Regions from separate parts of the Homo sapiens genome. Here region 1 is linked to region 2. Evidence: chromatin loops called from intact Hi-C (ENCODE). Cell type or tissue: lower leg skin. All regions are shown on one strand. Links, peaks and the distances in the headings refer to the core of each region. The heading gives the core; the rest is flanking DNA.

Region 1 (10,500 bases), core at 3,702-6,201, 1.3 Mb after region 2:
AAGGTTTGATAATTTGCTAAAAGGGTTCATAGCACTCAGGAGAGCTCTATATTTACAACTGCAGTTTTATTATAACAAAAAGATGCAAATCAAAACAAGCCAGAGAGAGAGAATCACAGGGTGAGATCTGGGAGGATTCCAAATGCAAACCTCCTGGCATCCTCAGGGATGCATCTCCCCTTTTCCCCAACAATCCAGTATATCGATGGCACAATTTTTTTTTTTTAATTTATTTTTTGAGACAGGGTCTGGCTCTGTCACCCAGGCTGGAGTGAAGTGGCATGATCTCGGCTCACTGCAACCTCCACCTCCCAGTTCAAGTGATCCTCCCACCTCAGCCTCCTGAGTAGCTAGGACTACAGGCATGCACCACACCCAGCTAATTTTTGTATTTTTAGTAGAGATGGGGTTTCACCATGTTGGCCAAACTGGTCTTAAACTCCTGATTGCCAGTGACCCGCCTGCCTCGACCTCCCAAAATGCTGGGATTACAGGCCCTGTGCCCGGCCCTGGACAGAGTACTCTTAACCAGGGAAGCTAACCTGGGCTTCAGTGTCCAGAGTTTTAATGGTGTTTCTTATTGAATCGTTGCCCATGTGACTCCATCTCCAGTCCCTGCCTTTCTTCAGAGGTCACACTGATATTACATGACTCAAAGCCCCAGTCCTATAATCACATGGTTGGTCTTTCTGCTGTGGCCATTCCCCATACTGAGCCGTCTTGTCAGTATAAAGTATGGAGAGGCCCAGCACAAGTCACCTGGTTAGCATCAACTGTCAGGTGTAGTCCCATGGCCTGCCATGAATAACAAATAAATGCCAATCACTCTGGAAATTCCAAGAGTGTAGAGGTTACCTCCTAGGAACTGAGGACAAAGACCAGTCAGATTCTCTGTTACACATATGATAAGATTAAATGCTTAAAACATTATGTTCTGAAGATAATTCAAGAATATGACCGCTGTGTGATTAGTTTTGTTCTGACGCTTCTTTTAGCCCCAACAACATGTGAGGTGTGACATGTTGTGTCGTGTGTCACCTGGTGGTGACACTCAGCTTGACTCGGAAAATGTCTTCACAAGACATTAGTGCTCTACCTGTTATATCTGGAATGTCACTCAAGACTTTTACATGTATCTTTCATTTAAAATGTATTGAGCTTTTTGTATGTACATATACAAAAATGTATATTGTGTAAATATATCAACAGAGAAACACAAATATCAATGAAGATTGAATATTAAAATGTTAACTAGGCAGAAGCACTGCAGATGCCTTTCATTTCCTCAGGTTAACTTTCTAGAAGTGAGATTCCTGTGTTACAAAGTATATACATGTTGCCTGGGCACAGTGGCTCATGCCTGTAATCCGAGCACTTTGGGAGGCCGAGGAGGCGGGCAGATCACCTGAGGTCGGGAGTTCGAGACCAGCCTGACCAACATGGAGAAACCCCATCTCTACTAAAAATACATAAATTAGCCAGGCGTGGTGGTGCATGCCTGTAATCCCAGCTACTCGGAGGCTGAGGCAGGATAATTGCTTGAACCCGGGAGGCAGAGGTTGCGGTGAGCGGATATCGTGCCATTGCACTCCAGCCTGGCCAACAAGAGGGAGACTCCATCTCAGAAACAAAAACAAAAACAAATTGTAGTGTGCACACACACACACACACATATATATATACACAATCGAATATTCTTCAGACTTATGAAGGAGGAAGGGAATTCTGACACATGTTATGGTACAACATGGATGAACTTTAAAGACAGAATGCCAAGTGAAGTAAGCCAGACACAGCAGGACAAATACTCTGTCATTTCACTTATCTGAGGCACCTAGAGTGGTCAGATTCCTACAGACAGGAAGTAGACTGGTGCTTACCAGGGGCTAGAGGGAAGGAAGAAAGGGGCGCTGCTGTTTAATGGGTACAGAGTTTCAGTTTGCAATCATGAAAAAGTTCTGGATGGTGATGATGACTGCACAACGGTGTGAATGTACTTAATGCCACTGCACTATACACTTAAAGCAGTTACAATGGTAGATTTTATGTTATTTATTTTACCACAATAAAAAGTACATACATTCTTTTACAATTTGATGTGTTTTGCCAAACTGTCCTCCAAAAAAGTTATACTACTTTACCATCTTTCTAGTGTCTTAGAAAACTGAGTCTGATGCATAGCTTACATGTGAATAGGCTATTGGGGGTTTGCTGTCTTGAGAGAGCTAGAAAGAGGGAAAAAAGGAAATAAGAAGGAAAGAGAGCAAATTAAAGAGATGTTTTACACAGCTGGTCATAGCTTCTTGCAAAAACTCAGTTGCTTTGCAAGGAGAGTGTTTCTGGAAATGTCATAGGAAACCACTGTGCCTTGGAACAGTCTGTTGGAAAAAATGAGGCGGAGAAATTACCAGCTGTTGTCTCCCATTGGTCATGGGGTGCTAACTTCTCTTTCCTTGCAGGTAGAGGGCAGCTGCTAGGGAAGCTAGATCCACATGCCAGAGGCTGGCCTTCAGAAGGGAAGCCAAGATGATCTGCAGTGCTAAGAAGCAAAGCTACTCTTGTGGTATCTGGAGCTTTTGCAAGCCCCCAAAGGCCTGGGAGGCAGATGGATACAAGCCAAAATAAGGATGTGCACTACCAGTGTATGAGAATAGCTACTTCCTCTCCACTCTCACCCATGCTGACATATTGTCAACATTATAATAAAGTGTTGCCTTTGCTAACATTATAATAAAAAGTATACATAGTTATTACATTTGCATTTTTGATTGCATAATGCTAAGAGATGTTAAGTAATAAATTTGGCCAGGCGCGGTGGCTCGCGCCTGTAATCCCAGCATTTTGGGAGGCCGAGGCAGGTGGATCACCTGAGGTCAGGCATTGGAGACCAGCCTGGCCAACATAGTGAAATCCCGTCTCTACTAAAAATACAAAAAATTAGATAGTCAGGGTGACATGTGCCTGTAATCCCAGGTACTGGGGAGGCTGAGGCAGGAGAATTGCTTGAACCCAGGAGGCAGAGGTTGCAGTGAGCTGAGATCATGCCATTGCACTCCAGCTTGGGCAACAAGAATGAAACTCCCTCTCAAAATAATAATAGGGCCGGGCACGGTGGCTTATGCCTGTAGTCCCAGCACTTTGGGAGGCCGAGGCGGGTGGATCATCTGAGGTCAGGAGTTCGAGAGCAGCCTGGCCATCATGGTGAAACCCTGTTTCTACTAAAAATACAAAAAATTAGCCGGATGTGGTGGTGCACGCCTGTAATCCCAGCTACTCGGGAGGCTGAGGCAGGAGAATCACTTGAACCCGAGAGGCGGAGGTTGCAGGCGGAGGTTGCAGAACAAAGATCGTGCCATTGCACTCCAGCCTGGGCAACAAGAGTGAAACTCCGTCTCAAAAATAAATAAATAAAAATAATAATTAATAAATTAATTGCCCATATGTATGTTTTCTTTTTTGAATAACTTGTATGGCTACTTTTCTATGAGGATATTAATTACCTATTAATATGCAAGGGTTTATTGTCTAAGAGATATTAACACTTTGTCATGTAAGTCAGGAAGAGAAATAGGAATCATGAGTCCTGGGCCGCTGCTCTGGCCATATGAAAACAGCAATGTTCCACTGACTCCTTCCACTTAGAGGGAGAGTGAAACTGCCCAAGTCTGAGATCTGACCGAGTTGAAAGTAACCTTCATTTCACTGTTGGTGGGACTGTAAACTAGTTCAACCATTGTGGAAGTCAGTGTGGCGATTCCTCAAGGATCTAGAACTAGAAATACCATTTGACCCAGCCATCCCATTACTGGGTATATACCCAAAGGACTATAAATCATGCTGCTATAAAGACACATGCACACGTATGTTTATTGCGGCATTATTCACAATAGCAAAGACTTGGAACCAACCCAAATGTCCAACAATGATAGACTGGATTAAGAAAATGTGGCACATATACACCATGGAATACTATGCAGCCATAAAAAAGGATGAGTTCACGTCCTCTGTAGGGACATGGATGAAATTGGAAATCATCATTCTCAGTAAACTATCGCAAGAACAAAAAACCAAACACTGCATATTCTCACTCATAGGTGGGAATTGAACAATGAGAGCACATGGACACAGGAAGGGGAACATCACACTCTGGGGACTGTTGTGGGGTGGGGGGAGGGGGGAGGGATAGCATTGGGAGATATACCTAATGCTAGAAGACGAGTTAGTGGGTGCAGCGCACCAGCATGGCGCATGTATACATATGTAACTAACCTGCACAATGTGCACATGTACCCTAAAACTTAAAGTATAATAATAAAAAATAAATAAATAAATAAATAAATAAATAAAAAGAAACCTTCATTTCAAAGCTTTAGCCTGTTCTTTCCTGTTGCCAGGATGGAGATCTGGGATTCAGGTCCCTTTTGTTTTGTAAAAACACCATACGAGCCTTTGGCTGTGATGAGTTCTCCCGCAGGTAATCTCCGTAGGCTGGGTTACAACAAAGAAAACCAAATTTCTGTGCTCACAAGAATATTTTTTAAAGCAATGATGCAACCCTTAAATTTTTCCCTAATAGAGAAGCTGGGAAGATGAGGTTGTGAGATGCCTGGACTGGATGGGAGAATTGAGAGAGGAGAGGGCAGGGTCTTGGCAGGGGTTCAAGTGAAACGGCGGGAGGTAGGACCATGAGGGAACTGCCATAGATTGTGATTTCTTGTCCAGGTGCAGTGCCTCACGCCTGTGATCCCAGCACTTTGGGAGGCTGAAGCAGACAGATCACTGGAGGTCAGGAGTTCGAGACCAGCCTGGCCAGCATGGTGAAACCCCATCTCTACTACACATATACACACACACACACACACACACACACACACACACGCACACACACACAAATGTGATTTCTTTGTAGTTGTAGGTGGAGAAATTGTATAACAGAGGTGTGTTCTGTTGCACTTCAAAACCTCACTCTGCTGAAATCGCCTTGTGTTTGAGAAGCTCTGTGGGATGAGGCAGGAGGTGGTGTCCAGGGTGAGGAGGTGAAGAAGAGGAAAGTGGCAAGTTGCTGCCTGGCCCCTGAGAGGTCCTCAGGACAGGGATTCTGAACAAGAAGTGAGCAGGGACCAGACCGTGGCCTCCTCCAGGAGACACTCTGGAGATGGCAGCAGGCACCGACTTCCCACGGTAGGTGAGGCCGATGGGGTGGGGACCCATGCATTTCAATTTGATCTTAAAGGAATAAAAGATTTTAAAAGGAGCTGGATTTGAGGACATCACCTTGATAGCCATTCAGTCACATGTGTCAAAAATACCTTCCTCCTTATTGTGTGTCTTTTAACCTCAGCGTGCTCTAATTCCCTGGCCCTATTTGCACTCGACAAGCTCACCTTCTGGCCTCTCTTTTCTTTGCCATTGACTCTGTTCAGTTTTATATCAGTTCATATAAAATTCAACTGCATATAAAAGAAAACTCAATACAATCATGGCTTAAAAACACAAGTGTTTGTTTTCTCACACAGAAGAGCTCCAGAGGTAGCTAGTCCAGGACTGATAAGGACTTTCAGAAAATCTTCGGGAACCCAGGGTGTTTCATTCTTTCTGCTCCATCATTCTCGCTTTGAGGCTTCACCTGAATATCACCTCAGGGCCCAGTACGATTGCTGGAGCTTCAACCAACATGTCTGCACTCAGGGTAACAAGCAGGAAAATAACGAAAAAGGTGTGACTTCCAGATTCAGCTTCTGTTAAGTTAATTTACTTCCAAGTTCCACGTTTTTACTTACATCTCTTTGGCCAGAACGTGCCCTGTCCTGGCATCGAGGGAAGCTGGGCAATGTAATTTGTTAGGTGGGGGATTTATTCACACCAAATAAAATCAAAGTTCCTTACCTAAGCAATAATTTCAAGACGAATAATTGCCAGGTAGGCAAATATCAGTCTCTGCCACAGCTCTATGACATTACCCCATCCCTAAATTTAGGACTTGTCCAAGGGTTTTCCTCTAACCCCGTTCCATCTCCTCTCAACACCCACTCTTCAGTCCTTCGGCTCAAGACAGTAACTTTTCTTTTCTTTTTTTCTTTCTTTTTTTTTTTTGTTTTGAAACGGAGTTTCGCTCTTGTCGCCCAGGCTGGAGTGCAATGGCACAATCTCAGTTCACTGCAACCTCCGCCTCCTGGGTTCAAGCGATTCTCCTGCCTCAGCCTCCCAAGTAGCTGGAATTACAGGTGCCCACCACCATGCCTAGCTAATTTTTGTATTTTTAGTAGAGATGGGGTTTCACTATTTTGGTCAGGCTGGTCTTGAACTCCTGACCTCAGGTGATCCAGTCTCCTCAGCCTCCCAAAGTGTTGGGATTACAGGCATGAGCCACCACACCCGGGCTCCCAAAGTCCCGTTATTGTGAGGTGGGTTTTTTTGTTTTTTGGTTTTTTTTTTTTTATGGAGTCTTGCTCTGTCACCAGGCTGGAGTTCAGTGGTGCAATCTCAGCTCACTGCAACCTCTGCCTCCCTGGTTCAAGCGATTCTCCTGCCTCAGCCTCCCGAGTAGCTGGGATTACAGGCGTGTGCCACTGCGCCCGGCAGAGAGGTGGGGTTTTAAGCGGTGACTGCCCTGTCCCACCTTGGGACTCTGCAGACAGTCTCCACCAGATGTGGGCCCTTCACCTTGGACTTCTCAGCCTCCATAACTGTAAGACATGAATTCGTCTTCTTTATAAATTACTCAAATTTCAAGTTTTCTGTTATAAGAAAGAGAAACAGATTAACATTAACATTAAATACAAGAATGCAGTCGAGCTATCCGCTGGAGTGTAGAGTTTATGGTTTCCAGGACAGACAAATTGGAAGTTTGAGTTATGTATCACTGACTTTTTAGTGATTGTGTGTCAAGCAAAAAGAACCAACACATTGATGAATACATTGTTTCTTCTCCCCGTTCTCAAGGCTAAGTTTTGGATAAAATGTCAGTCATTTAATTAGAAAGTTAGGGTGTGTCACATGAAAAAAGGACTTGATTACTTGGTGATGTGAAATGAAATATAAACATACTTGGGAAATGTAAGCATTTTTATTTATTAAGGTGTAAGAGTGACCTTTAATCAAAGTACTATTTAATGTTAGGGAAGGAAAAAAAGAAACGATTAAACTGTAAGCAAGAGAGACACCACTTTAACTACTGTGCTTTCCTGAGTGTTTGGGGCATTTAGTCTTGTGCCAGAAAAGAAGCCATTGAAGAACTCCATCTCCATTACTTCCTGGGATTTAATTAAATTAACTCACATCTGAATACTAAATAGATACTTTGCAAGGGAGCAAGTCATGAAGACAGGTAGCAGAACAAGGTAAAGCGAATGGCAGAAGGGTGGTAGATGGCTCGAGGGCACTAACATGGTGCTCTTTCAGGGGCCTCCCAAGTGTTCCAAAGGGGCAAAGAAATAGACCTGGGGATTCCTAGTTTGCTTCACAGAGCCAATTCTGGGCCCAACCTGGGACAATTTCTCCATCTTCTGAGAGTGTTATTGTAGAGCCTGCTCATTTCTGAGCAGAGGGAGAGAGAAGGAGGAAGAGGAATGTCTTCAGTGGACTCTGTTCATATGCCTGCTCCCTAATTTCTAGCTAAAGGAGGCAGTCAGGGCAAGCAGTTGGCCTGTCCTGAACCTATCAGTGTTAGCAATGGTGATCCCTACAACCTCCACACAAGTCGGCTTGCCTTATCTTTTGATAAAAGCCTTAGCAAAGCAAAGCACACTAACCCAAAGTCTTTCTCTTTCAAGATAACAAGGCAAACTTTATCAAGACTGCAGCCAGGGGCGTAGTGTGGCTCTGATTTCTGGAGGCGTGGGCTGGTGGGGGAAGGAGGCCCCAGCAGGGCTTTGCAGTGCTATTGACTCCTTTTACCATCTTCTCAAAAAAAACCTCCAGCTCTTGCTTTCATACTGCTTCCTCCAAGTTCTTTTGAACTTTGCAAAAAGCAGTCATCACCTGTACATGTTACCTTTAACCCTTTAAAAGGTGACAGTTTTGCAGAACTTGCTCTGGTAGTTCCCGATGTCCTGAGCTCGCTGCAGTTCTATTGGAACTGTAAACTGTGGGATGACTTTAGGTAGCAGTGGCGGCTGGAGGGCTTCGTTACAAGGCTGGGTTGGAATGAACACGTTGGGTGTGGCATGGGAGCGAGAGGAAGACCCAAATCAGGAGACTGAGGCACATGAGGGAGCAGGAGTCCCGGGCTGCGCATGCAGTGGGAGGGCAGGCATTCCTCAGAGCTTGACACTGTTTCTAGAGGGGATGTTTGTCCGCTGACTCACACCGAGGCACGAACCACTGTCTACATCTTCCCTCTTTCTCCTCCTTTCAGATATCAGCCATGGTTTCATGGTTTGCATCCCAGGATAGAACACCAGGAAGCTCTGGTACTCTGGCTTCCCAGGCTGGATTATTTGGGGGATATTCTCATAATAGAGGCAATAAAGTGGACCCAGAACAGGCCTTGAATGGCCCAAGCTCAAATCTCCACCCTGCCACTTACTATCAGTTACACCCAACATCTCTGAGCTGCAGTTTTTTAAATCTGTAAAACGGGATCCCTAATGCCTGTCTAGAAAAGTTGTTATCATTAAGTATGATATCCATAAGTATTATATATATATAATAGATAATCAGGAAGTTATGTTTGTTATTATCTCTATGTTACTTTCTCTATGTCTGTACCTGTATTTGTGTCTATGTCTATATCTATATGTTATAGCTTTATCTACATGAATCTATATATGGAGTAAACTTATTTATGTTAAGAGCTTTATTGAGATATAATTTATATACAATTAAATCCATTTATTTTTTAAGAGTACAACTCAATGACTTTTAATAGTAAATTTACTAGTTATGCAACCATTGTTACAATAATGTTAAAACATTTTTATCACCCCCCCAGAAAAAACCTCATGGACATTTGCACTCACTAGAGTAAACTCTTTACCAAGACATTTACACTCATGAAAAGTTTTGTTAGAATTTTGTATGAAAAAAAATTTTTTTTCTTTTTATTTTTTTGAGAGGGAGTCTCACTCTGTCACCAGGCTGGAGTGCAGTGGCACAATCTCAGCTCACTGCAACCTCTGCCTCCCAGGTTCAAGCAATTCTCCTGCCTCAGCCTCCTGAGTAGCTGGGACCACAGGCACACGCCACTATGCCCAGGTAATTTTTGTATTTTTAGTACAGATGGGGTTTCACCATGTTGGCCAGGATGGTCTCGATCTCTTGACCTCATGATCCGCCTGCTTCAGCCTCCCAAAGTGCTGGGATTACAGGTGTGAGCCACTACACCCAGCAAAAAAAATTTTAAAGTGATTAGTTTATATATATATATATATATATATATATATATATATATATATATATATTTAAATTATACTTTAAGTTCTAGGGTACATGTGCACAACGTGCAGGTTTGTTACATGTGTATACATGTGCCATGTTGGTGTGCTGCACCCATTAACTCGTCATTTACATTAGGTATCTCTCCTAATGCTATCCCTCCCCCCTCCCCCCTTTATTTGTGAGATGTGAGATGATGAACTTAATACAAATTCAAAAGGAAAAAAGGAGTATACAAGTGATGTCTCCCTCAGGGTTTCTCTCAGTTAACATTAGTTGCCTCTAAAAAGAACTGCTTGAAATCCCAGAGAGGTAGACAGAGATTTTAAACTCAAGGATGTATGCTGATTTTATCAAATTCTTTTTCGTCATCTAGAAGTGTGCTGTTCAATAAGGTAACCATTACCTCCTGTGGCTGGCTCACAAACACTTGAAATTTGGCTAGTGTGATTGAGGAACTGAATTTTTAATTTAATTTTAATTAAACTAAATTTTAAGACTGATAATTCAGTTACTGAAAAACTCAAGTATGTTTGCAACTTGGATATATACACCTACTTTTTTGTATCATAAACTTCACTAAATCTTAATGCAGATCAAGCTTTTCCAATGAAAATTTTGTGTCTGAATTGCGGTGAGCTAGGACAGTACATTTTAGATATATTGGGTTAAATAAAATATCATTAAAATTTGTTTTATCTGTTGCTTTTTACTTATTTGAAATGTGGCTTCTAGAATATCTAAAATTACCCACGTGGTTCACTTTATCTTCCTATTGGACATGCTGCTCTAGAGAGATATCATATGCTTTTTCTCATTTTATCTATTATTATGGTGAAATATATTAGTGTATTTTCTAATAATTTTTCTCTTTTTGCATTTCTGGCATAACCACCACTTGGTCATGGCATTCTGAATTATTTACCATAATTCTTTATTCTTTATTTAGCTCCTTTGGCCTTAATATTCATATGTAAGATTGGTCTTTAGTTTTATTGGGCTATCATCACACATCTGGAAGCTGTTCCTGTCTAGTCTTGACATTATTTAAATAACATAGAAGATATTGTTCTTTGGGCCCGGCGTGGTGGCCCATGCACTTTGGGAGGCTGAGGCGGGTGGATC
Region 2 (10,500 bases), core at 4,296-6,795:
CATGATTATCTCAGTAGATGCAGAAAAGACCTTCAACAAAATTCAACAGCCCTTCATGCTAAAAACTCTCAATAAACTAGGTATTGATGGAACGTATCTCAAAATAATAAGAGCTATTTATGGCAAACCCACAGCCAATATCATAACTGAATGGGCAAAAACTGGAAGCATTCCCTTTGAAAACCAGCACAAGACAGGGATGCCCTCTCTCACCACTCCTATTCAACATAGTGTTGTAAGTTCTGGCCAGGGCTATCAGGCAAGAGAAAGAAATAAAGAGTATTCACTTAGGAAAAGAGGAAGTCAAATTGTCCCTGTTTGCAGATGACATGATTGTATATTTAGAAAACCCCATTATCTCAGCCCAAAATCTCCTTAAGCTGATAAGCAACTTCAGCAATGTCTCAGGATACAAAATCAATGTGCAAAAATCACAAGCATTCCTACACACCAATAACAGACAAAAAGAGAACCCAATCATGAGTGAACTCCCATTCACAATTGCTACAAAGAGAATAAAATACCTAGGAATCCAACTTACAGGGATGTGAAGGATCTCTTCAAGGAGAACTATAAACCACTGCTCAATGAAATAAAAGAGGACATAAACAAATGGAAAAATGTTCCACACTCCTGGATAGGAAGAATCAATATCGTGAAAATGGCCATACTGCCCAAGATAATTTATAGATTCAATGCTATCCCCATCAAGCTACCAATGACTTTCTTCAGAATTGGAAAAAACTACTTTAAAGTTCATATAGAACCAAAAAAGAGCCCACATAGCCAAGACAATTCTAAGCAAAAAGAACAAAGCTGGAGATATCACACTACCTGACTTCAAACTGTACTACAAGGCTACAGTAACCAAAACAGCATGGTACTGCTACCAAAACAGATATACAGACCAATAGAACAGAACAGAGCCCTCAGAAATGACACCACACATCTACAACCATCCGATCTTTGACAAACCTGACCAAAACAAGAAATGGGGAAAGGATTCCCTATTTAATAAATGGTGCTGGGAAAACTGGCTAGCCATATGTAGAAAGCTGAAACTGGATCCCTTCCTTACACCTTATGCAAAAATTAACTCAAGATGGATTAAAGACCTAAATGTAAGATCTAAAACCATAAAAACCCTAGAAGAAAACCTAGGCAATACCATTCAGGACATAGGCATGGGCAAATATTTCATGACTAAAATACCAAAAGCAATGGCAACAAAAGCCAAATAGACAAATGGGATCTAATTAAACTAAAGAGCTTCTGCACAGCAAAAGAAACCACCATCAGAGTGAACAGGCAACCTGCAGAATGTGAGAAAATTTTTGCAGTCTACCCACCTGACAAAGGGCTAATATCCAGAATCTACAAAGAACTTAAACAAATTTACAAGTAAAAAACAAACAACCCCATCAAAATGTGGGCAAAGAATATGAACAGACACTTCTCAAAAGAAGATATTTATGCAGTCAACAGACACATGAAAAAGTTCATCATCACTGGTCATCAGAGAAATGCAAATCAAAACCACAATGAGATACCATCTCACTCCAGTTAGAATGGTGATCATTAAAAAGTCAGGAAACAACAGATGCTGGAGAGGATGTGGAGAAATAGGAACACTTTTACACGGTTGGTGGGAGTGTAAATTAGTTCAACCATTGTGGAAGACAGTGGCGATTCCTCAAGAATCTAGAACTAGAAATACCATTTGACCCAGTGATCCTATTACTGAGTATAAACCCAAAGGATTATAAATCATGCCACTATAAAGACACACGCACACGTATGTTTATTGTAGGACTATTCACAATAGCAAAGACTTGGAACCAACCCAAATGTCCGTCAAAGATAGACTGGATTAAGAAAATATGGCACATATACACCATGGTATACTATGCAGCCATAAAAAAAAGGATGAGTTCACGTACTTCGCGGAACATGGATAAAGCTGGAAACCATCATTCTCGGCAAACTGTCACAAGGACAAAAACCAAACACTGGATGTTTTCACTCATAGGTGGGAACTGAACAAGGAGAACACTTGGACACAGGGTGTGGAACATCACACTTGGGGCCTGTTGGGGGGTGGGGAGCTGGGGGAGGGATAGCATTAGGAGAAATATCTAATGTAAATGACGAGTTGATGGGTGCAGCAAACCAATATGGCACATGTATACCTATGTAACAAATCTGCACGTTATGCACATGTACCCTAGAATTAATTAAAACAAAAAGAAAGAAACTGGTGAATGAAAAATTATACAACTACTGTATCCTCTTCTGTCTGTCTATTTGTATGTGTTGTGTGTGTGCTGTTTATATGTGAAAGAGTTTTGATTAATTGGTTTAAAAGTAATAAGAGCTTAAATCACATATTTTGTCAGACAAAGAAAAGCTACAGTGTCTTTTGGTTCATCTGACTTTAGTAAGCTTTGGGAAATAAAGACAGTTTTAAAGGTTATTGGTAAAATTAAAATGTCTTCAAAATTTAGATATTTGGTCTAAATTAGGCAGGTCAGATATTAGGTGTCCTAAATGCTTTAAGGTCATAAACTGCTTCTTTAAGTTTTAAAAATTGTTCAGTTTACCTACTTTGGAGTATTAGATTCTAGATAAGGCCTGGGGACATGTGGAGTTAGCCATACCCCCTAGCATGTTGGAAAGAGTCAGGCCTTATCTGCACTTTTGTCTGCTGTCCTAGGCTTCACACAATTGCTTACTAACCAGATTTTTCACCAAAAGTAAACGTTGCTAAGAGTTAACATTGTAACATGTATCTGAGACTACTAGAGAAACAGTTCTACACACAAGGCATGTAAGGAAAGCAGAATATACTTTTAGTAAAAGACTATAAGAAGCCAAGGGAATGTGCATTTCCTGCTTAAGTTTAGAGAGTTAAAGGATTGTTTTAAGTGAGATAGAAAATATCTAAACGTTTGAACAAGTTGTGGAAGGTTTATAAAGAATTAATTGTAAAAGAGATTCTGTGTGTGAACATATTTGCTAAAGTTAAAGGGGTATTACTCACTTTTTCTGTAAATTGAATATTAAAATAAAAGCAAATATAAAATAAGATAAATAAAATTAATTATTAATTAATAATAAACAATAAAATGATAAAATAATAAGATATAATATATCATATTAATATAATACAATATGTCATATTATATGGTATATAATATTAAAATATATATCACAATAAATAATAAAATAATAATAATAAATAAATAAAGGGGTTTTCTTAGAACACTGATCTGCTCTTTAATGAAAATTGTAACCGGTTATAAAAGGTTTATGAGAATCTTACCTTATGCTCAAACTGATTAAGATTGGATAGATTTGTCTATAAGATGTTATTAAGAATTCGGGTTGACATTAATAGTACACTAATGCAAAGGGTGAAATTTGGCTTATTTGGTATAAAGATCACACAGGAAGCATTGTCAAATATGAAATGCTGTTTGGCTTTCTTTGAGCTGATTTGTATAAATATGTTACTGATATGTGTTCCAAAATAATGGGAAACTCCTATAATTCTGATATGATTTAGTGTGTGTTATCATTAATAATTATAATTGTTACACAAAATCATTGTATGTCACAGAGGTAAAAAAGAAAAAAAAAAACAGTGTAGCATTGCCTGGTAAATAGAACATATGTCTACCCTGGGGTCTGCAATTTCACTTCTAGAAAATCCTGCACATATGCACTGGGAGACATTCTCATGGGGGTATTTATCATACCAGCATGAATGAATGAATATATATATGTGTGTGTGTGTGTGTGTGTGTGTGTATGTGTGTGTATATATACATGAGTATATATATATATACACACACGTGTGTATGTGTGTATGTGTATCTATACACACATGTGTGTATATATGTGTGTGTGTATATATATATAATGCTACCAGAGGTAATCCAGATATCTAACTCAACACAACAGAGAGATACATTTTGATATAGTCACAGAATGAGCTACACACTGAAGAAATTGAATAAACTATGGCTTCACACAATAATATGCATGATCTCAAAACATAATGGAGAGTGCAAGAAGCAAATTCACAGAGGAGTCAATTTAGTGTGATGGCAATTTTGTAAATTCAAAAAACCAAGACTAAACAATACATTGAAGAAGCATACATGAGTAGGTGATAAAATGAAAAAGAAAAGCAAGTTAATGAATAAAACTCTCCAGTTATACTGAGATTGTCAGGTTGGATGTTTTAAAAATCCAGCTATATGATATTTACAAGAGCCATATGTAAAACACAAAGGCATTTTAAAAAGTTGAAAATAAAGGGATGAATACAGACTCAGGGAAATACTAGACATTGTCCAATTCCTGTTCTCTGCCTAGCTTGGCACTAAATATCTAATTCATTTAATTTTCTCTATCCTAAAAATGTAGATAATGTTCTCATTTTTATGGATAAGGAAACCTAGAGTAAAGTGATTAAGTAACCTACCCATAGTTTCCAAACTGGTCACTAATAGAAGTGCTGTTCACACCCAATTCTCTTTCCACAGCACCATGTTGCTCCTCCTCGGACACAGGCTGATCCTATCTCAGCATTCTTGGAAGGCTAAGAGAGAGTAATAGAAGAACAAAACTGTGTCTGAAAATGTAGGGCTGCATGGTTGCTACACCTATTGACACAAGTGAGGGATGGACATAAAAATGCAAATAATTAAAAAGGCCTTTTTGACAGGAAAGAGTGGCTCCTACAGCCAAGGTGAGTCTATGGACCAAAAAGAGAGGAGTAGGAGAAGAGGGTGTTGATGCGCAGGTGGCGGGCATACAAATGGACTCTGGCTTCTCTTCCTAGGGCAGCAGTGCTCTAAGCTTTTGGCATCAGAAATCTTTTACACTCTTAAAAATTACTTAGACCCTAAAACGCATTTGTTTACGTGTATGTAAAATAGTGTATTCCAATTTAGTATATACTAGTATATCCCATACTATGTTAGAAATTAAAGCTGATACTTTTTAAAACACAAGAATACACAACATACATTCCATTAGCCTTCTGCTGAGAGTATAATGTGTCATTTTTAGAAGAAATTTTGGTAAGAGATGTAAAACCATTAAAATTCATACCTTTAATCCATGAATCCATCCAAGAGTCTAGCATAAGGAATAAGGAAACAGTCCTATGGCGTGTGTGTGTGTGTGTGTGTGTGTGTGTGTGTGTGAGAGAGAGAGAGAGAGAGAGAGAGAAAGAAAAGAAGACAATTTCCAAAGGAAGCAACAATACGACGACAGTAAGGGATAGATTGAATGTACCTGGTAATATAGAGTAAAATGCTTATGTTGCATTCTGGTTATGCCACTTAGGGAAATTAACATCGATGTCCTTATCTATAAAATGGGAATAATTTTAATACCTACTTCATATGGATGCTGTGCATATACAATGAGATTATCTATGCCAAGTACTAACTACAGTTCCTGGCATGTAGTAAGTGCCCAATAAATGTTAAATATTTTTGCTACCATTGCATGTGAAATACTATTCAGTTGCACAAGCAATTAAAATAATACAGAATTTAAATTCATTTACACGAAAACATATTCATGGTTATTAAGTAAAATGTTAACAAGACAGCGTACACAACCTTCTATTTTTGGAAAGAACAAAATTTATCAAAAATTCTGCAAAGATATACATATGTTGTCTAACAGTGAGGATTACAGGTTACTTGTATATTTTTTTCTTTTTTGTATGTTTTTCTTCTCTGGCGGTAACTTGTGTAATAAAACGTTTTCCTTAGGAACTGTACGGTATCATGGCTGACACAAGAGGGCGCAGTAGGACTCTTGTGAGTTTTTCCTGGCACTAAGGCCGAGGGTGTAACCCTCTGTGAGCTGTCCAAGGTCTGAAGAAGGCAAGAGCCTTAATCCAGAACACAGAATGAAAGAATAGTTGTTTTCCACCCCCAAACAAAGTAACAAACAAATATGTGCACATTAGGAGCTACTGAAGCCAGGATCTCAGCTCAGATCATTTTTATCAGATTCTCTAGAGATGGGTCTAGAGAAAAAAAAAAAAATCCCAGACTATTCTAATGTGTAGCCAGGGTTGAGAATCCCTGACGCATGAGGGAACTGAAAGCGACCTGACCGCAGGTGCCATGCGTAATTGGCAGGGGCCATGCTGGTCTCTTTCATTCCCTCAAAGATCTGGTTCAACTGCCGGCGACTCTCCATGTGCCTCCTGCTCCGTACTCACATCAGTGAGCCTCCTTCCCCACTCGGTAGACTCACCTGGGAAAGACACTGACTGCCCTGCCTCCTCCACCCACCCCTGAAGCACAGAGCAGGGCTGGAGCAGAGGCGCTTGAGGCTACAGTCAATCGTGGTTCACTCAGCTGTTTTGCAAAACGATTGCCTCACAACACAGAGGCCTCCTTATTCCACACTGCAGTCAGCCCCATCCCGGAGGACGCTCATTGTTGATGATGAAGCACCTCAGCCCCAGATTCCCCTCAGCCAGCTTTCAAAAAGGTTCTGCTCTTGTGGGACAGGACGTTGGGGTGGAGGAAGCTCTGCACCTGATTTCTTACGCTGCACAATTGTGGGCCGGAGTAGAGAACTAGAGCTTCTCAGGAGGCAGAGAGGAGAGGAGAGAGCTTTGTCAGCCCCTGCAGGGCTGGGAATCCTCTGCCCGACAAGAGTGCAGAAGATACCTGTGCTCCTCTTCACTCCCAATGTCCTTCAGGCCACATTCGAGCGGGTCCTTGGCATCTTGCTGAGTTTACAGCTCACAGGGGTGTGAGCGACTGCAAAGGACCATCTTCTAGTGCTTTTGGGTGGAATCACAATCTCTTTGGGGTTCTCCCAAGGACTGAATGTGGAATGCAAGAAGGATACAACCACAAAATGACTTACCAGGGATTTCCATTCTTCACTGTGATGCTTTTCTATCCTCTTCTCTTCCCCTAAAGACATCCCAGTCACTGCTGACTCAAGACAAAGAGGAAGAAGTGAAAGCAAGACCCAGTGGTAGTTAGAATATTTTCACTAGTGAAGAGAGATTTTCCCAGAAATTCCCACACAATGTGATTGGTTGTGTCAATGGAGGAAAAGGAGCAATTGCTTTACATGCTGCATTCTTGGGGCCACTTCCATTGGGCCTATTAGAAATATCTGATGACCCATTGCTTAGGAAACACTGGGGAAATTAAGCTCTATCCACACTCAAGTTATCTTTTATTAGAACTGTTTCAGTTATCTATTGCTGTATAGCATGATGACCCACATTTTGTTGGCTTAAGACAGTCATGTATTATTTCTCACTATGCTGTGGGTTGGCTGGGGGTTCAGTCGGCTGACCTTGTAGGTGTATGTGGGACAAATGGGTCTTTTAATCTCCTGGACTTTCATCTTGGGCTTCTTTCTGGTATGATGGTCTCAGGGCAGCATCCCCAAGGGGCAAAAGCAGAAGCTAAAAGGCCCCTTGAGATTTCAGCTCTGGCATTTGAACATGACACCCACTGCATTCTAGTAGTCAGGGCAAGTCACAGGCAGGAATAAATTCCATTCCTGATGAAAGAAGCTGAAAAACATTTGCGGCTATCTTTAACATATCACAGCATTTCTTATCCTGAACACCAGTTGACATTTTGGGCCAAATAATTCTTTGTTGGGTGGAGGGGAGAGGGCTGTCCTGTGTATTATGGGGTATTTAACAACACCCCTGGCCTCTACCAATTAGATACCAGAAGCATGAGCAAGTGCACGCATGCACACTTGCACACACACTCACCAGCTGTGACAACCAAAAATGTCTCCAGACATTGCCAAGTGTTCCCTGGGGGACCAAAAAATCACCCCTCATTGAGAACCGCTGATCTGTGATAAGTGTGGATTTATTTTAGGTGGGAACTCTGGTACTTGGTATCAACACCTACCTTTTCAGATCAACACTGACTCAAATCTGCTTGAATAAATTTATATCCCCACGTGGATTAACTTACTTGGCTTGAATAATAAGTTCACATACCAACTTGTGGGTGGACTCCATACTTCTCTGCTGAGGAACAGGAAGTCCATCCCTCATCACTGAATGTGGACACGCATGAGCCTTAGGAAGCAGTCAGCTTTTCTTGTTTTGTTTCCCAAAGTTACATTTACTGACTTGTATCTGGCTCCATGAGGCCAGGACATGGTCATGGTGGTCAGTTCCAAAGAGAAGGAAACGAGGTTACATACGTGGATGAGAATGGAAGAGGCATTGTGCAATTTGTTGGGATTTATCTCGCTTTTGTTCACACACAAAAGAAAAATCCATCTCCTGTGCCATTCCTCAAGTCACACAGTTTTGGGGTAATATTTGTGGAACAGCATTCCCCACGGATGCTCTTTATTATTTAAACAAATCATTCTTCCCAACAATTATTCATTTTCAGGTTTTTCTTATATTTCATTGTTCTTCTCTCCCAAGTATGTAAGATGCAGTAATCATTACAAAATAACAGGAAATCTTAATATCTTCAAATGCTAGATGTGTTCTGGCTTGAAAATATCATGTCTGCCCATGCTATAACCACTCGGCATTTCTCCAGTTGGTTAGGGCCATTTGTGATGATGATAATCTCAGCTGAGAGGTGTTGCTGACACCATTATTTCTTGAAAGAAACTGAAGGACCCGGCTTCTTTGTGTTCAGAAAGCATCTCATTTTGTTGTCTCAGTTCTTTGATGTTGCCAGGAATCATTGAACTGTGAGAAGCTGAAAGAAAATTTATATTCCACAGAAATAATATTTTTGCTCAAAGCGGGAGCACAACATTGGGGTAGAACTTTTGTTTCTGGAACTGGACACACATGGAGAGACCGACGATGAAAACCACCATGAAGACTTTGTCAAAATATTTTGTCCCATGGCCAAGCCCTTTCACTGCTTACCTTATCAATAAAGGGCTCCAAATATTTATTTTTTACTGAGAAAGAAACTGAATTTGAGGAGCTGGCACCAGGTTGCACAAGTTATCTGTGATGCTGACACAGTTACAGCATTGCCTTCACAGGTCTGATGAATTGCTGCCAGATTTTAATTGGAACGTACACATGAAAAAGAGAGACTCTTTTGACTGTCTATAAATAATCACAACAGCAGAAAAGCAGCAGCTATAGAAATAGTTACAGAAAATAAGAACTTCCCTTTGAAAACTGCAGGCTTTTTCAACTCTTCCTGTGGGTTCATCTCTCTGCTTCCTTGTACCTGGAATTATCTCCAAATCTAGGTTTTCCATTCTGTCCATACACTATGTGCTCACATCTGTTTTTTTTTTTTTTTTTCAGTATTAGTCTATTTAGGCAGTATTTGCTTTGGTTTTCAGAAGTTCTGGTGCATATGATTTAAAACTTTATTTTCAGTACATATTGGTTTAGGTTCTTAACTCCCATGGGACACAGCATGCAGGAGAACTGAAATTGCTAAACAGGTGCTCTTTACCTTCTCAGGGGTTCTGTGCTGCACCCACATGCCATTCACCCCAGCTGTAATATATGTGTGTGAGGTCAAAGGGGTTAAAAGTGGCTCCTCAAAACTCACATACCATTATAATACTTGGAGAACTCAAGGACCTATGCCAATGAAAATATGTTGATTAAAATTAAGTTAACATTTAAAGATCTCCAGGCCAATTCAGAGGCCCTGATCTTTCAGCGAAGTGTGGGCTTCAGTTTTGCACTATGTGCTTTTCGAGCAGGTAAGGAGTCTAGCCTTTAGCTAGTTGAGGTTATTTGATCCAAACCAGCAGGTTAGGACATTCACACTATCAGCTCTCAACTCTTGGCCAGGAAGGCAGTTGTAGAGGAAGGCAGTTGTAGAAGAAGGTAATGAACAATCTCCACGCAAATCCATGTCTCAGGCTCTGTTTTCAATGGGTTACCAAGATGAAGATAGTCACTCCACCAACCAAAAGCTGTGGACTATATCACCCTCCCACCCCTACAGCACAACAAAGATAGAGAAAGCAGTTGATTTACACCCAGACAGAGAGGCCCACTTCCTGGGTAATAAGCAACTGACAGCAGGCATTTTGCATGCTGTCTACTGGAAGAAGCAGAGTTCCCTGGAAGAAGCAAAATTTTTAGCAGTGAATGAATGTGGGGATTTGCATTACATGCTTGAAGCAATTATAAGACCAAAGGCAAAGTCCTTTTTGCCATTGGTAGTGGAGACCCTCCTGCAGGGTGCAGAAAGGCACAGAAAAGGTGATGAGAGCTCTGGACACTACACCTGGATGATGAAAAAAGAATTCAGAGAGAAACAATTTACTTAGCCACAAATAGTTTTGGGAAAATTATCAGTATCAAAGTGGAGTCACCAATGTCAAATCTTAATACATGAAGCCAGGAGGCCATGAAAGAGGGACCTCCTGCACGCCTGCCTATGATGGCAGTTGTGCAAGGAATTCCTCAAAGCTGCAGCATTCCAGATAAGCCGGTTGCACAAAGAAACTTTCCTCACA

Evidence for each region. Peaks named below come from ENCODE experiments on the same cell type or tissue, not always from the same donor. Only the 100,000 strongest peaks of a DNase experiment are listed, where the experiment ranks them.
Region 1: it touches region 2 in a loop (14-fold over the local background); 1 of 110 quality-filtered maps calls a loop at or near these places.

What each region holds. Positions count from the first base shown.
Region 1 is chr18:7,150,170-7,160,669 of GRCh38, forward strand. No RefSeq gene overlaps it. Among named protein-coding and RNA genes, the nearest start is that of LAMA1, 38 kb to the left of the region's middle. RefSeq lists an enhancer at 8,043-8,543. In lower leg skin, for the core only: no CTCF peak of the experiment used is centred there; a DNase peak (open chromatin) is centred at 5,152.
Region 2 is chr18:5,862,563-5,873,062 of GRCh38, forward strand. The region is part of intron 4 of MIR3976HG (MIR3976 host gene); the gene reads left to right. Among named protein-coding and RNA genes, the nearest start is that of MIR3976, 27 kb to the left of the region's middle. RefSeq lists a silencer at 5,883-5,932. In lower leg skin, for the core only: no CTCF peak of the experiment used is centred there; a DNase peak (open chromatin) is centred at 5,844.